Linked DNA regions of Homo sapiens: region 1 is linked to region 2. A link is a loop called in an ENCODE intact Hi-C map of the cell type or tissue named here. Cell type or tissue: IMR-90. All regions are shown on one strand.

What was found. A loop is a pair of places that touch in the nucleus more often than their neighbours do. Peaks named below come from ENCODE experiments on the same cell type or tissue, not always from the same donor. Only the 100,000 strongest peaks of a DNase experiment are listed, where the experiment ranks them.
Region 1: a loop joins it to region 2, with 27 times the contacts of the local background. A loop is called at or near these places in 40 of 110 quality-filtered maps.

Annotation. Positions count from the first base shown.
Region 1 is chr3:14,544,064-14,552,063 of GRCh38, forward strand. It overlaps a transcript of GRIP2 not described here. Among named protein-coding and RNA genes, the nearest start is that of GRIP2, 7.7 kb to the left of the region's middle. RefSeq lists an enhancer at 3,856-4,356. In IMR-90, CTCF peaks have their summits at 4,393 (motif pointing left) and 5,681; no DNase peak of the experiment used is centred here; H3K27me3 peaks cover 3,002 bases.
Region 2 is chr3:14,257,079-14,265,078 of GRCh38, forward strand. No RefSeq gene overlaps it. Among named protein-coding and RNA genes, the nearest start is that of LSM3, 82 kb to the left of the region's middle. In IMR-90, a CTCF peak has its summit at 4,249 (motif pointing right); a DNase peak (open chromatin) is centred at 4,263; H3K27ac peaks cover 447 bases.

The DNA of each region.
Region 1 (8,000 bases), 290 kb after region 2:
AAGCACACAGGTCAGACATGCCCAGGTTCGAATCCCAGCTCCACCACCCACAAGCTGTGTGACCCTAGGCAAGTCACATCTGTCTGAGATTCACTTTGCCCCTTGTGAGGAGTGAGGATCAGAGACCTTGGAAGCGTTTTGCAAACTCACGGTCACCACATGCTCTTCCCAACGCAGGGCCAGGCCTGCAGGTCCCTCACATTGTCTCTCAGTGGGGCACCACTGGCACTAGAGTTGGGGCATTCTGCTTGTGCGGGGCTGCTCTCACACTGCAGGGTTCCTAGCACCCCTAGCCCCTCCCACCCAGAGGCTAGTGGCCACTGTAGTTGAGAACCAAGCCCATGCTGCGCAGATGGGAAAACTGAGACCCACAGAGGGCCTTGTCGGGGGTGCCCCACCAGCACAGCGAGGGCCTGGACCCAGGCCTCCGTCCTTCATCTCTGACTCCAGGGCTGAGTCCGTCATAACACAGGCGAGCCTTGTCCTGAGCCCACCAGGGGCCCTGAGTGACAGCCGGAAATGAAGTCTGGGTGAGAGGGAGGCAGCAATGGCAATTCAAGGACAAGAGAGATAAACCTTTATTGCTCTGGGCTGTCCGTTGCTTCTTCCTCCGACCCTCCTCCCTCCACCCCAGGGGCCGGGCCAGGACAATTGCTCCCTCCCTGCCTGGTCCTCTCAGAACCTGCATCTTGTTGTTAAACATTTCAGCCAGGTAGGCATTATCGTACCCATTTTATAGATGGGGAAACTGAGGCTCAGTCTGGGATTCCACCAGCCACAGGGGAGGGGCACTAGGGGACCCCCTCTTAGGGGGCGCTGTTTGGTCTTGTCCTCACTCTGTCCAAGGTATTCCACATCTTCCCCAGCCCTCATGGCCCCTCACTTGACTTCAGGGAAGGCTGGGAGGAGCTTCAGGAGTAGTGCCACCCAGTGGGCTGCCCCAAGCTGTGAGCCTCAGACCCACAGAGCCTGCCAGCCTACAGGAAAACACGCAAGGCCACAGGCCAAGGAGGCTCCGACAGCCGCAAGAGCAAAGCATGGCAGCCGTGTGGACAGGCCCAGGAGAGGGGGTGTCCAGAATGTTGGGAAGAGCCACCGTTAACATAATCGGAGCAGAGACTCCACGCACCAGGCCTTGTGACCAGCATTTTGCACACATTTTCTCATTTCATCCCAGGAACATCTCCACTTCAGAGATGAGGAAGCCAGGGCCCAGAAAGGTAAAGCCACTTGCCCTTAGGCAGAATGTCAGGGGGAGCCAGGGTTTGAACCCAGGCCTGCCTGACAGCATCCCCACCCAGTGGCCCCGAGAAATGCACACACCGAACCACTCTCCACAGCCCAGGCATGTGAACACAGAGTCAGGAGGGCCAACGCAGCCAGCCAGCGACAAACACATGTTGAGAGGGGCTGGGAACCCCTGACTGGGCAGGGTCAAGTCACCAGCAGGCCAGGGGCCTGGCCACGGATGGGGCAGCTCCCAGGGGCTCCCTCTTGGGCTCCATGCTTCCCTTGACACCCACAATAGCTTCCCTCCTGGAGGACAGGACATGGGAGCACAGCTGTACAGTGGGCCTCTCTGAGCCTCAGGTTCCTCCTCTAAAATGTGGATGATGAAGTTGTCTGTACTAACAAGGTCTTTGTTGAGAAGCTCAGTGAATGAGCGAAACACCTAAAAAACTATAGCATGTGGGCACAGGGAGATGGCCAGCCTGATCATGGCCCTGCCCTGTCTCTCTGGTTACTTGTTCACTCAGAGAATATTTACTAAGCACCTACTACCTTCCAGAGGTCAGCTGGGCCAGACGTTTCAGCAGTGAACAGAGCAGGCAGACCCTCCTTTCTTAGAGCTTCTGGTCTAGGGAGGACCAGAGATCCAGCAAGAAAGACAGACAGACGGACAGACAGAAGGCATTTGAGATGGTCCCGAGGGCTGTGACAGACACAGTCACGATGTTGGCACAGAGAATACAAGGCAGGTGGTCAGGGAGAGGCTCTCAGAGTAGGCGACCTTTAAGCTGAGCCCCAGGTCTCCTTCACCAGCATCTTCACACCCCGTAGGGACCTGTGGGTGGGGTAGAGGGAGGGGACTGCTCTGCAGTAACTGCCTGGAGCTGGATGAGAAGGCACAAAGGGAGGAGGAGGTTCCAGGTAGGCCGACCAAGCTTGGGTACCAGGAGCAGCTGAGGGGCAGGTGCAGCTAACGCACAGAGACAAGGTCGGCCGAGGCCAGGGAGAGGAGTTGGGATTCTGTTGAGTGTGAGGGGAGGGTTTTTAGCAGGGTCGTGCTGTGACCTAACTTCTATTTTGCAATGGCAACTACCGGGAGTGGGCTGCAAGGGTCAGGATGGCACGGGGGTGAGGGGTCTGAGGGAGGAAATGGGCCAGGCACTTGAGAGGCGGGAGATCTGGAATCCAGGTCCCTTCTGCTCTGAGCCTCATTTTCCCCTTCAGTTGAGCATCAAAGCTCCTCTAATGACAGCCAATAGGGCACGTTTGAGGAATTGCCAGTGGGAGAGGTCAGAAAGCATGGAGTCAGGATGTATCTTGATGCAAAACAGGAAGAAAAAGAAAAATGGGCACCAGCTATAAACAGGCGAGGCACAGGGCGTGGAGGGCAAATGACCCCAAGTTCATGCAGAGGTGTCCCAACTAACTGTCACCAGAGAAGTGAAAACAGAAACAGCGAGCTCCCACTTGACTCTCCTCAAAATGGCAAATGCTGGAAATGCAGACAAAACCAAGAGCCGGTGAAGATGTGGGGAGATGGAGATGGAAAGTCACAGCACAGCTGGTGGGGGGTAAACTGAGGCAGCCACAGTGGCAGCACCTGGTGGTGTTAGGAGAAATTCCATGTCTGGCCACCTGTGTCCCAGTACCCTCACTCCTGGAAGTTATTGCAGAGTAATTCCACCCCCTACCCAGGTCCCTAAGGGGCATGAACTCTTGAGAATGTTGGTAAAGGTGACCTGGGACTCCATCCTAGGGTAGGGGACAGGTAACGTGGTGACTGCACACCGTGTTGTGTGACACAGCAGTTAGAAGTGCAGCCACATGAACAGATCTTAGAAAACCTAGTGTCACATTAAAGAAAGAAAGGAGGGGAGAAAGGGAGGGAGGAAAGATGGAAAGGAAGGAAAGAAGAGAGACAGAATGAGATCTACCCCGTGGTATCATTTATGTATTGAAATGTGGTGTCATTATGTATCGAAAGCAGACACATAAAGCACTATCTATGCTGCAAGGGCACACACAGACGGAAAGACCTGTTTCACCTATTTCAAGTGCAAGTTTAGAGGGAAGGAATTTGGGGTGGGGATAGGGCATGAAGGAGAAGAAATAAGATTATACAGAGCCAGATCTGGCGCTGGGATGGCCCAGAACCATGTGTGCTTTGAACTGAGAAATTTAGCTCAAGCTTTGGAACTTGGAGTTCAAAAATTAAAAATAAATAGGTGCCTCAAATGGCATGTTAGAAGTTGGAACTCTCTCCTGAGGATGCTGCTGGAAGAGTTTGGAGGGAGAGAGGGATAGGGTCAGCTAAGTGTCTTAGAAAACTGACTTGAATGGGTGCTCAGAGCGCTCCTGGGTGAGGGGTCAGGCCTTGCTGTCTGTCCACCCTCCCCATCCTCCTCCCCTCAGGGGCTGCTCTGACTGTCCACCAGCCCTCTCTCTGCCTTCCTAACAAAAAGCAAAACATGGAAATAAATGGACAAAGCTATTGGGGCTCAGCTCCAGGAAAAAGCAGCATTAAGCATCCAATCTCAGGATGCAGTGGCCCCTCCCTGCCCTGTCCTAGAGAATGTTGTCAAGAAACCCAAGTTCAAAGTCCAGTCACTGCTCACACAGGGCCTACTGGGGGCCAAGAACATTACACATGTTGAAATGTCAGTATCTCTTATAAAAGGGACTACATCCAAAGAGGATCTGCCACAAAACCACCCAGAACAAAGGTGGCCACAGAGTCAGGGATGGTCAGAGGAGGAGTCCAGGAAAGCTGCCGGGTGGAGGCAGTGTCTGAGCCACGCCTTGAGGGACAAAGAAACTCAACACTCAAAGGTGAGGTAGGCAGGGATTTCCAGGGAGAGGGCACAGCCTGGGCAGAGGGTGGGAAGTGGGAAGGAAAGGCACCACCAAAAGGGGCCCTAAAGAGCAGGTGGGCTGGCTAGGCACGCAGGGCCGGGTTCCGCAGACACAGTTCTGCGGAGAAGAGAGGTCACCGAATCGGGGCATTCCCGGCACTGTGACCGGCCATGTGGATGACATTTAGGAAGGATCAGGCTCTCCGGAGGCCCCTCCGGTGAAGACACAGAGAGCTTGTGCAGCTGTACACAGGCCAAGCCGTCAGAAGCAGTGCACGGACCTCCGCACACTGGAGTTGATGCAGCGACTCCCCCTTGTGGCTGGTAATCAAGGCATGAGGGTAGTGGATCAGGCTTTGGGAGGGGTGGGCACAGCTGTCATCCCGTGCCTGTGACCGGCTTTGGTGCCAGCGTCAGCCTGTGGCTAACACTGTGCCCAGAGTCCCACCACCCACCCATGGATCAAGCATGACCCTCCGTCCAAACGCAAACGCCTTAGAGAGAAGGAAAGGGCCAGCATTTGCTGAGCACCTACTGGGTACACAGCACTTTATGTACACTGTCTCATGGAATCTTTCAAGAATCCTATGGGATAGACATTGCAGTTCCCATGCTACAGTGCGAAACTGAGGTCGAGAGAGGGGAAGGGGCTTTGGTAAGACAGCCCAACTAGGATGGGCAGAGGGCCAGACCATGAGAACCAGGTGCTCCCTCCTTGAGCCCTTTGCACAGACTCTTCCCTTTGCCTGGAATGTTCTTCCTCACTTTCATCCTTACAGTCCAGTCTAATACCCTCCACCCAGAGGCCCACCCTGGCCATGTGGGGTGTGTCTCCTTTACCTCCCTCAGCCTTTCCTCCAATGCCTTTCCTCTCAGCCCTTCCTCCACCTGTTCTTTTCCACTAAATGGGAGATCCACAACTGTCTTGCTCACTGATTTCAACCCCATGCCCAGGGCAGCGTTGTGCACACAGTAAGTGCTACACAAGTGTTTGCAGAATGAATGAATGAGAAATATATGATGAATGTACATAATCTCTGAATTGCCATATTGGAAAGAAATCAACAATTCATCCCTTCTAACACTGTAGTTCAATGCAGGAATCCTCTCTGCTGTCTAGTACAGCTTGTACACCTCCATAAATGGGAGCTCACCACCTCTGAGCAGCCCACCCTATTCCTGAACAGTTGTAAGGGGTGACAGTCAGTCTGTTATCCCAGCTGCAGCCTGCCTCCCTATGGCTCCCCCTAGTCCCACACCATGGCCTCTGAGCCCTGGCAGGAGAGGCCACAGCTCAGTCTGGATGCGGCTTCAGTGGAGACCCAGTGTGTGGCTGAACACGGTGGTGGCCATTCACCCCGTTATTCTGGGGCCACTTCCTGGAGGGTTCCCCAACCAGGAAGAACAAACCATCTTCCCAGATGCCACAACATCTGACCATGCTGGACAGACATCCTCTACGCCCAAGTGGGGAAACTGAGGCTCAGAGAAAATGGGAACATAAGCCTCTAATAATGACAATCCCGGCTGGCCCCCAGCTGGCACTCTACAGATTTCATACTACTTCTCACCTCTAGGGGCATTTACTTCAGTCCCATGAGGCTGGGATCATCAATCGTTTCATTTTACAGACGAGGAAACTGGAGCCCAGAGACAGCTCAGTTCTCTGGCTCCAAAGCCTTAAATCACAGTTCAATTCACACACATTCTCAAAAGGGCTTGGTGGACGTGGTGATCACCAGATTCTGTGTCCTCATGGTAGACTTGAATATTGAAAGAGAACCCTGGAGCTGTGGACCCACGGTGGACCCTCAGGCAGGGTGAGAACATGGGAAGGACCATCCAAGGACCCCAGGCCACCCAGCTGAGAATATGCCAGAAAGATCAGCAGAGGTATGGGGGTGGGAGCCCTGCAGGGTTTGGGGGTGGGCCCTGGCAACGACCACATGTTTGAGGACAGGGCTTGACCCTGGGATTTCCAGGCCAGTGCCTGCTGCCTGGCAGCTGAGCCCCCTGCGCCCCAAACTGACCAGCCCTCTCCAGCCTCCCCGCCTCCCATTCCCAGCACCAAGTAGCAGAGCCAATTCCCACCTCTGAGCCTTTTTATCACCATCCTCCAGGAATGCCCTCTTCCTAATCCCTGTCTGCCAGGCCAAGTCCTACAAGCCCTTCAAGACTGCTGCCCCCAGGAAGCCCTCCGGCTGGCTGGGGCCTCATCTAGGGCTCCAAGCCCTCGGCACCTCTCAGTCCCACTGTGTCAACTCACTGCTGGCCATCCCACTCTCTTCCTTGCCCATCTACCCCTAGAAGAAGACACCAGCATGGTAATGAAGTGTGAGGAACATTCTAGTATGCCACCCTCCCCGCAGCGGCACCGCTGGTGCCTCAGAGGGGCCCTGAGTTCAACTCCTAGATCTACCTCCACCTCTGACTGGCTGGATGACCTTGGGCAAAACCGGCCTCAATCTCCTCATGCATAAAATGGGAGTATATGTGGGGCTGCGGGAGGAGTAGGGCTTGCGGTCTTTAGGGGCTGCTTCAGCTCTGGCCTCAGCCACCCTGGAACCCCTTCACCTCCATCCCCAGCTTGAATTCCAAATGACCCTCGGCTGCTTACAAACCCCAAACAAACCTTCCTCAACAAACCCACTCTGCGCATGGGCACTGAGACACAGCGAGGAGCAAGGATCTTGCCCAAGGTCATCCTACAGGGACCCCAGCACCCCTAATTATGGGCTGCTAGTGGCTGCTGGCCATGTGCCCCGCTTCGCCTGCCCACCTGCCCACCACATCTGCTTATGAGTCACCATCACCTCGGCCAAGATAGCAAAATGTGGGAACCAGAGAGCCAAGGTTGGCCCAAGGGGAGTGAGTGAGCGGGAGGGGGGAGGCAGCAAGGCTTCCAGGCCCGGGAGAGCAGGGCTGGGGGCCCAGAAGGGACGCTGAGGCCAGGAGGAACACGGACCTGCCAAGGACCCATGAAGAGTTGCGGTCAGCCTGAGTCCCTTGGCTGATGGAGGTGCTTTCCGCTCCATCTGACTATCTCCCCAGTGGGTGGGGAGACAGGGCTGGGAGCCTTCACAACGATCTGGACAATTAAGACAGGCAGATGGTCCTGCTGGACTGAACATTCAAGCCGACAGACAGAGACAATGCCCGGACCTGAGCTGAAGAGATCAGCATGCATTCCAGAGGGAGACACGCACAAGCAAGGCCAATGTGCGGTTGGGGCATTCAGGGAGGAGCCTGGCACGTCTGTCTGCTCTGCCTGGCTCAGACCTCCCCAGGCCCTGGGCTCCACTCTGGGCTCTGCTCTGCAACAGGGACATACAGAGGATGGGGTATGGATGGAGGTGACAGCCAGGCGGAGAGCGGGAGGAGACTGTCCTGTGGGGAGCGGGGCTCACTCAGCCTGGAGCAGGGAGACTTGTGGAGAGGCATCGCTGTTTCTGCAGGGCTGTCCCGGGACAGGAGAAGCACAGAGAAGGCAGAGGACTTGGGGGAGCCTGGGGATAGCAGAGCAGTGGCCACATGTTGGGAATACAACCGAGGGGTCCCTTGGACCCAGCAGGGGAGGCTGAATAAGCTGACCGTGAAGGAACGCCCCCGGGGTGAAATGTTTGGACTTGGAAGTCAGGCGGCCTGGGTAGGCTCATGCTCTACTACTTCTTTCCTAGGTGTGTGACCTTGGAAAGTAACTTTGTCTTTAAGCCTCAGTTTCCTCAACTGCAAATGGGGCAATTTAGTTCATAACCCACAGGCCTGTTGCAAGGGTGAGAAAGTACATGGGAAGTGCCTGGCACACAGCAAGTGCTCAATAAATGCTTGGGAAACAAAGAACAGATCTAGAGGTTCACTCCAGGCTGCCGGGATTCTGCAATTCTAGGACGAGAGTTTATCCTTGTCTTCTTGATTCAA
Region 2 (8,000 bases):
TCTTTTTGAGACAGGGTCTTGCTCTGGCACCCAGGCTGAAGTGCAGTCACGTGATCACGGCTCACTGCAGTCTGGATCTCCAGGGCTCAAGCAATCCTCCCAACTCACCCTCACAAGTAGCTGGGAGCACAGGTGCCCCTACCACACCCAGCTATTTTTTTTTTTTTTTAATTTTAGTAGAGACATGGTCTCGCTGTGTTGCCCAGGCTGGCCTCAAGCTCCTGAGCTCAAGTGATCCTCCTGCCTCGGCTTCCCAAAGTGCTGCGATTACAGATATGAGCCACTGTGCCTAGCCTGTCTTTTTCTTATTAATTTATAAAAGTTCTTTGTATGTTCTGGATATTGGTATTTATTTTCATAGATGTATTTCAAACATCTCTCAACCTGTTTGGTTAAGAAATTTTTGTCTACCCCAGGGTCATGAAGATATTCTTGTATTTTATTTTCCAGAAGATTTTTTGTTTTAATTTAGGTCTATGATGGATCTCGAATTAATTTTGGGGTATGATATGAGGTAGGCCCATTTTTCCCCCATATGACTCTCCAATTGAACTAATACCATTTATTAAATATCACCTTTCCTCACTGAATTGTGCATCTTTCTTGTGAATCCAGGGATTGAACACGTGTGGGTTTGTTTCTGGGCTCCCTACTGTGTTGTATTGGTCCACTTGACTAGGATCACAGTATGCCACACTGCCTTCTTACTCTGGATTTAGAAAAAACCCTTGACATCCAGTACATTAAGTCATCCAGCTTCGTACTCTTGTGAGATTGCTTTACCTATTCTAGGTCCTTGGAATTTCCACATAAATTTTGAAAACAGCATGCCAATTTTCTTGTAAATACCTGCTGGAATGGGTTTGTATTAAACATACAGATCAATCTGGCAACTTAATATTGTAATAATATTAAGCTGGTCAAACAACAAGCAGGCTACAGTCCTCTATTTAGGTCTTCTTTAATTTCTCTACACTGTTTTGTGTCGTCATAGAGGTCTTGTGCTTCTTTCATTAGACTTACTCATAAGTATTTGATGATTATTTTGGTATTATTGTAAATGGCACCTCAAAATTTTCATTTGGTAATTGTTGCCAGCACATACACACTAAACTAATTTTTGTATGTTGATTATATCCAGCAATCTTGCTAAACTTACTCATTAATACTAATAGGTTATTATTGGATTTTGGATTTTTTCCATATACAATATTATCATCTTAAATAATGAGTTTGTATGTTTCATTTCAAACTTTATTATTTTTATTTTTATTTCTGCCTCATCGAAACAACTGGGCTCTGCTGTATAATGTTGAATAGAAATGATAGTGGCGGACATCCATTTCTTGTTCCTATCCTTAGGAGAAAAGCATTCAGTATTTTACCATTAATGATGATGTTAGCTGTGTGTGTGTGTGTGTGTGAGCGTGCGCGCACACACATTTCTTTGATGGAAACTCTTTATCAGATTAAGAAAGTTCTCCTCTGTGCCTCTTTTGCTGAGAGTTAAAAAAAAACATGAATAAGTATTGAATTTTAATGAATCTTTGCCCATATGTATTGATTTTCATTCACATCTTCAGCTGCACCTCTCGAAAGCTGGAAAGTGGTATGTGGCTGGTGTCAGGCCAGAGGTTTCAGAGGGAGTCCTGCCCCTGTGGAGACCGGATGTGACGGTTACAGGAGGGCCGGAATGGGAGACAGCCCTAAAGGCACAAGTCAGCCCCAAAGACACAAGTCAGTGACACTGACGTGATCACGCACCTCGGTCCTTGTGAACTCCTCTTCTACTCACTCCCAGCAAGCACTTGGGATCTGTTTTCTGAATGGTAACTAGTGCCATGCATATAACCCTGTGGCAGGAACTGTGCTAGGCATGATGGGAGGGCACAGGACATAGCTACTGCCCCTCCAGGGCGCTGGGGGTGTCTCCATGTATCACACCATCCTGCAGTTCCTAGGAGGGCCCCAACTCTGGGCTAGAGCTACAGGCCTGTGTCCCTTGCCTCCACCAGCCCCGCAGCACCCCCTCCCTGCCCCCGCCAGAGACCAGGGCCCTCAGGAGCAGTCAGACCGACCACGAACAAACAGGGCAAGAGCAGTGGAAAATGCCCCAAATGGTCCCCACCCTCACCCATCTCTCCCCGCTGGTCAGTTGTCTTGTGGATTCTTGGCCTTCCCAGTGCGGTCTGGGAAGACTTAGATGGTTTCCTTCCAAAGCCCCAAGAAGCCAAGAACAGGAGCTGCTCCAGGCCATTTCTGTCCCTGGGTCTCCTTTCAAAGGATTTCTGGGTCAATGAAGACACAATGTGGCTTGTGGGCAGTCAAGAGAGAGGGCCTATCGTTGTTTCAGATTTCTGGCTTGGCTCAGAGATTCAGACTCTCCAATTCCCACACTAGATGCCTCAGTCCACTGGGATAAAGGCCTTGCCTCCAAAGAATGGCCATGACATTTGTTGTTTCTGCCGTGTCTGCTCAGCCTCCCTCACTGTCTTCCATAGCAAGCCTCTGTTCCAGCCAGCTTAGTGTGGAACTTAGGAATTTTTGGGTTATAAATGATAGACACTCACGATAAACTAGCCCAACTCCTAAAGCGGGGATTTATTGGTTCACAGATCTAAAAAGCCTAGGAGAAAATGGCCTCAGGTTGGGCTGGATCCAGGTGCTCAAACACTGTCACCAGGAATGTGACTGTCTCCATCTGTGGCTCTGTTTTCTCCCGTATGGGTTTTATTATCTTCCTTTGTGGTGGCAAAGATTGGGCTTGCATCCTTCCAGCTTGACAACTCTGTTGGAAAGACAACACTTTTTTCAATAGGTGCAGCAACAATCTCAGGAAAGGCTCTCATTGGCCCAGCTGAATTCACACACCCATATCATGAGAATCAGCCTCACTAGAAACACATGATCTGAGGATGTGGGAAATGTGCATCCTCAGAGGAAAAAAAATGGGTGTTACAACCAGAATTAAGGGTTTTAAACAAGCAAAATCAGTAGGTGCCACCTCTTCTAGCTGCCCTGCCACCTCTATGCCTTTGTTCAAGTTTCCCTTTCTGGAATTCTGTTTGCCTTCCTGGGCTCAATGCTTCCTTTTCTTCAAGCTCCCCCTCCCTTAGGAAGCCTTCCCTAGCCTTTGAGCCTCCCCCTGCTCTGAACTCACCATGTGCCAATGGTCTAGACATTTGATTTTATTTTAAAATGAACATTATCTGATTTTTTTGATCATAGCAAAATAATACTTATTTCCCAAACAAATCAGAAGATACAAAAGTGAAATCCTATATCACCCACAGAGCCTGCTCTGAGGAGGCGGCATTGTGCCCAGGTTTGAGTAGAAATTGGCAGGGATGGGGCAGGGCCAGGATTGTCTCAGGGCCGGGAACCAGCAGTGGGTGGAAAGACCAGGATGGGAAAGAACTCAAAAGATTTGAGGACCTGAAGGAGCCCAGTGAGCAGGAGCAGAGAGAGAAGGGGTCAAGGGTATGGAACAAGGTTGGCTTGAGGGTGCTTTTACTCTAGTGAGGCAGGAAACTGCAGGAGGAGTTTAAGCAGGGAAGCAACATGATCCAGCTGGCGCTGGGGCCATTCTCCGGGCTGTGTACTGGAAAATGCAGAAGGGCAAGGTTGGAGGCCCCTGCAGTCATCCAGGCCAGACATGATGCTGGTCCGGCCAGAGGTGGTGGTCGTGGAGAGGATTACAAGCCGGTGGGCTTCAGAGACAGAACTGACTTGGCGATGCGCTGGTGTAACAGTCAGGGTGGGGGACATGAGGCTGAGTGATTTCTAGGTTTCTGGCTTGAGCAGCCATGTAAATGGGGTGCATTTACTGCCATGGGAAAGATGGTGAGTTGGGGACATTCTCTCTAGATGTGAGCCCGAAATGGATCTATACTTACATTTTGCATAAGTTGCATGGTGACACTCTGATTCCTGCTCTCTTCCCCACTCAACTGAGCATCTTTCCATGTCAGCATGGCACTCATGGCACTTATGACAATGCCTGCACACTATTCCCGAAGATGATATCCCATAATTTCTTTAACCAAGTCCCCATGGTGGACACATAAGTTGTTTCTGTAGTGCCCATTTAGGACTTGATTAGATTCCATATTACAATTTATTTTATTTTTATCGAATTATTTGTTTCTCAATCATTAGTCCCTTTATCTTTTCTCCAGCTTTCCCAATTTCAGGACCTGCAAACTTGTCTCCAAGTTCCTGCCCTCGGTGCCTTGCACTCTGGCCACTAGATGGCGGTGTTGCATAGGGTCCCCGCTGGCTCCAGTCCACAAGAGACTCCACTTAGCAGGACGCCTGACCTCCAGACTCCGACCTCCACCCAGCAGGGCAAGACCTTCCCTGGAGACCCATGGGTGGACCTCCCATTCTCAGTGCCCAAAGAATTCCTGCCCTAGGTGTGACCTGCGGCCCATTTGTAAACGGATGGCTTTGCTCTCCCCTGCAGAAATAGGTTGGGGGTTGAGGGACTGGCGTTTTTGGCAATGGCTTCTGAAATGTGGTATCCCAGTTGCCTGTGGTGCCTGAGATGGTTCGAGGTGCCAGGAGCTACGTTACCAGAGCTTATTTGGTCGGTTTTTAGAAAAATAGAATTTGTCCTTCAAACCCACAGTTTCATGTACTATTATTATTTAGAATGAGATTAAGTCCAAAGAAAAACTTTAAATTAAATTTAAATGTTAAATGTAAAGAAAAATAGCAGTACGGATAGAACATAGAGAAATCACTGGATTCACTGCAGATTGCTGGCTTCCAGCTCAGTCTAAATGGGAAATGTTGATGGCTTCATAAAATCTTAGAAGGACTGAATTTTAAAACTTAGACCCTGGAGAACATCACACCTAGAAGGAGAACCTTAGAACCACAGTATCTTTGCTGGCATTTTCAAAGATAACGCCATCTTAATCAATACTTTATCATCTTTATCTCCGTACTTAAGAAAATGATCTTGCAACTCTGAGAATCCATAACAGCTTGGGATCATAGTATTTTGGAAGATTAGACTTATGGAATCCTAGACTTCCAGAACTTTAGTGTGAAGAAGTCCACACTAAGGTCAGGTGGAAGAGGAAATTACAGTTGGAAAAGAGAGATTGAGGTCCTGCAGAATGGTGGCCCCTGAGGCTCTCACCTTCTTCCTCCTGCCTCCTGTCTGACCCTTCACCCCAGTGTGCTCAGGGCTCCCACTCTGGGCTCTGCTCCCAGCAGAGAGCATCACCCAGGACAGCTGTCTTCTCTTTAGCAACACTCACTCCCCCATCTCCTTCCTGGCACTCCTCTATGCTAGCTAATCTGACAGCTTAATGAATCCACACTGCCTCAGACTGATGGGCAAATGAGTGATTTATGTGAAGAAATGACCTCCCCCTCAAGTAATAAGTGCTTTCTACGGAATGTTGCAATCTACATGGTGGTGCTGATGGTGACATTTGAGGCAGGATGGCCAGCAATGAGGAAAATATCATGGCATCTTTGGATGTTTTTCAAATCATCACCTACTAGTGCCTCCATTTTTGCTTTTTATTTCCACCAGGGATTGCAGAGATTGGATTTGGGATTGCAGGGAGAGATATCCAGAGGAAACTTGCTTCTGCTTCTTTTCTGATCTCAAAGTTCAGATGTCCAACTAGAGACCAAACTCATTAGCTTCTGGAGGCCTGAATATTTACAACTCCTTCCCATCTTTCTTTCTTTTCTTTTGAGACAGGGTCACACTGTCACCCAGGCTGGAGTGCAGTGCTGCAATCATGGCTCACTGCAGCCTTGCCCTCCTGGGCTCAGGTGATCCTCCCACAGTTAGTGGTGGTGAATCCACACAGGTCTGCAGCAAACTCAGTTCTTGCCTCCTCAGAAGAAAGAGTCTGACCAAAGTGCATAAGGCAGAGTGAGAGACTGAGGAAAGTTTTAGAGCAGGAGTGAAAGTTTATTAGAAAGTTTTAGAGCAGGAGTGAAAGTTTATTAGAAAGTTTTAGAGCAGGAACGAAAGGAAGTAAAGTACACTCAAAAAGAGGGCCAGGCAGGAGACTTGAGAGGTGCAAGTGTATGGTTTGACCTTTGACTTGGGGTTTTATACATTGGAGTGCTTCCAGGGGGTCGTGTCCCTTCTCCCCTGATTCTTCCCTTTGGGTGGCTGTCCACATGCACAGTGGCCGGCCAGCACAGTGTGTTTACTGGAGTTGTGCACGTGCTCACTGGAGGTATTCTTCTCTTACCAGTCTAGCATTCCTAGAGGAAGTTCATATACCAATTAAACCCCACCGTTTTGCCTCTTAATGCACATGCTTGAGCCCACTCACCCAACTCCTGAGATCTTATCAGGAAGCGGCTGATCACCAGCTTCAGGTGTTTCTATCTATTGGGAGACCGGCTTTCCCAGCACTGGCTGTAACCAATTATCATTATTTTAGAGGGACAGTTAACAACCGCCTGACCGTCACCTGATGGTCACCTCACATTCCTGATCCGGAGGCAGGGCCCTCTCCTGCCCTGCTCATGTCTGACTAGCTACCTACTGTAACACTACCTCAGTCCCCTCCCCCAAGAGCTGAGACTATAGGAACACACCACCACATCCAGCAAATTTTTGAATTTTTTTGTATAGATGCTGTCTCAATGTTGCACAGGCTGGTCTCAAACTCCTCAGCTCAAGTGATCCTCCTGCCTTGGCCTCCCAAATCCTTCTCATTTTTCAAGACTACTGAGATGTCACCTCCTCTGGAAAGCCTTCTGGGATTGTTCTTCCTAGAGAGCTGAACATCTTCTGAGGACTTCGTATCAGCACCATGCATTTGTCTGCCAGCTGTACTCGCTGAACTGTGTTCACTAATAACCACTGGGGAATGATTATTCCCCAATGTCTTTCTAATGTCTTAGAATTCGTGACCTAGGGTTTGCCAACCTGAGGGCCCATAGCGGCCAGTTCAGGATGTCGGGGACTGCAGTAAACCAGAGGATTTATCCGGTGGTCGCTCCTTATTTTGGCCAGCAGGGCCGTCTGGAAATGACAGTTCAGTGTTGCCAAATCTTCTACCAGTTTTGAAACACTGACGATATGGTTTGGCTCTGTGTCCCCATCCAAATCTCATGTTGAATTATAATCCCCAGTGTTGGAGGTGATGCCTGGTGGGAGGTGATTGGATCATGGGGCGGACTTCCCCATTTGGTGCTGTTTTTGTGATAGAGTTCTCACGAGATCTGATTGTTTAAAAGTGTGTGGCACCTCCCCTCTCTCTTCCTCGCACTCTGGCCATGTGAAGTGCCTTGTTCCCCCTTCGCCTTCCGCCATGATTGGAAGCTTCCTGAGGCCCCCCAAGAAGCAGATGCTGCTGTGCTTCCTGTACAGCCTGTGGAACCATGAGCCAAATAAACCCATTTTCTTTATAATTACCCAGTCTCAAGTATTTCTTTATAGCAATTCAAGAATAGACTGATACAGCCGATAGTTATTTTTACATAAAAACCTCTCCTTCCAGGCAAATAAAGCATATCAACAGATTTATCACTGGAGCCCAGGACTCTGGGAGGCTCTGCTTTAGGTCCTTGTTGGTCTGCATGCTTCTGGGTGCTTGGAGTCATGCATGACAAGGGTGGTCCTTAGCGGACACTGCTACTCATTCACCTTCTGCCTGTCGGAGCATCTGGAACCTTACATTATTGAAGGCATGTTGCAGAAGTCAGGTGCGTCAGTTTTCACACATGACCCCCAAATTCTTTGATGTTCCTTCCATCAGGAGGCAGGGTGCAACCTAGCCCCTCCTTCCCCTGGAATCTGCAGCCTGTGGCTGCTTGACCAATGGAGTATGGCAGAAGAGCCACTATGACAGCTTTGGGATACTGGTTCTCAGAACCCAGACAGGCCCTGAGGAAGCCCAAGCAGCCCGTAAGGAGGCTGAGTGGAATGAAACCAAGACCCTCATCCCACCCTTATCCTCCCCTGAGCTCCCCCTCATAGCCAGCCCCAACTCGCCATGAGTGCACCATCT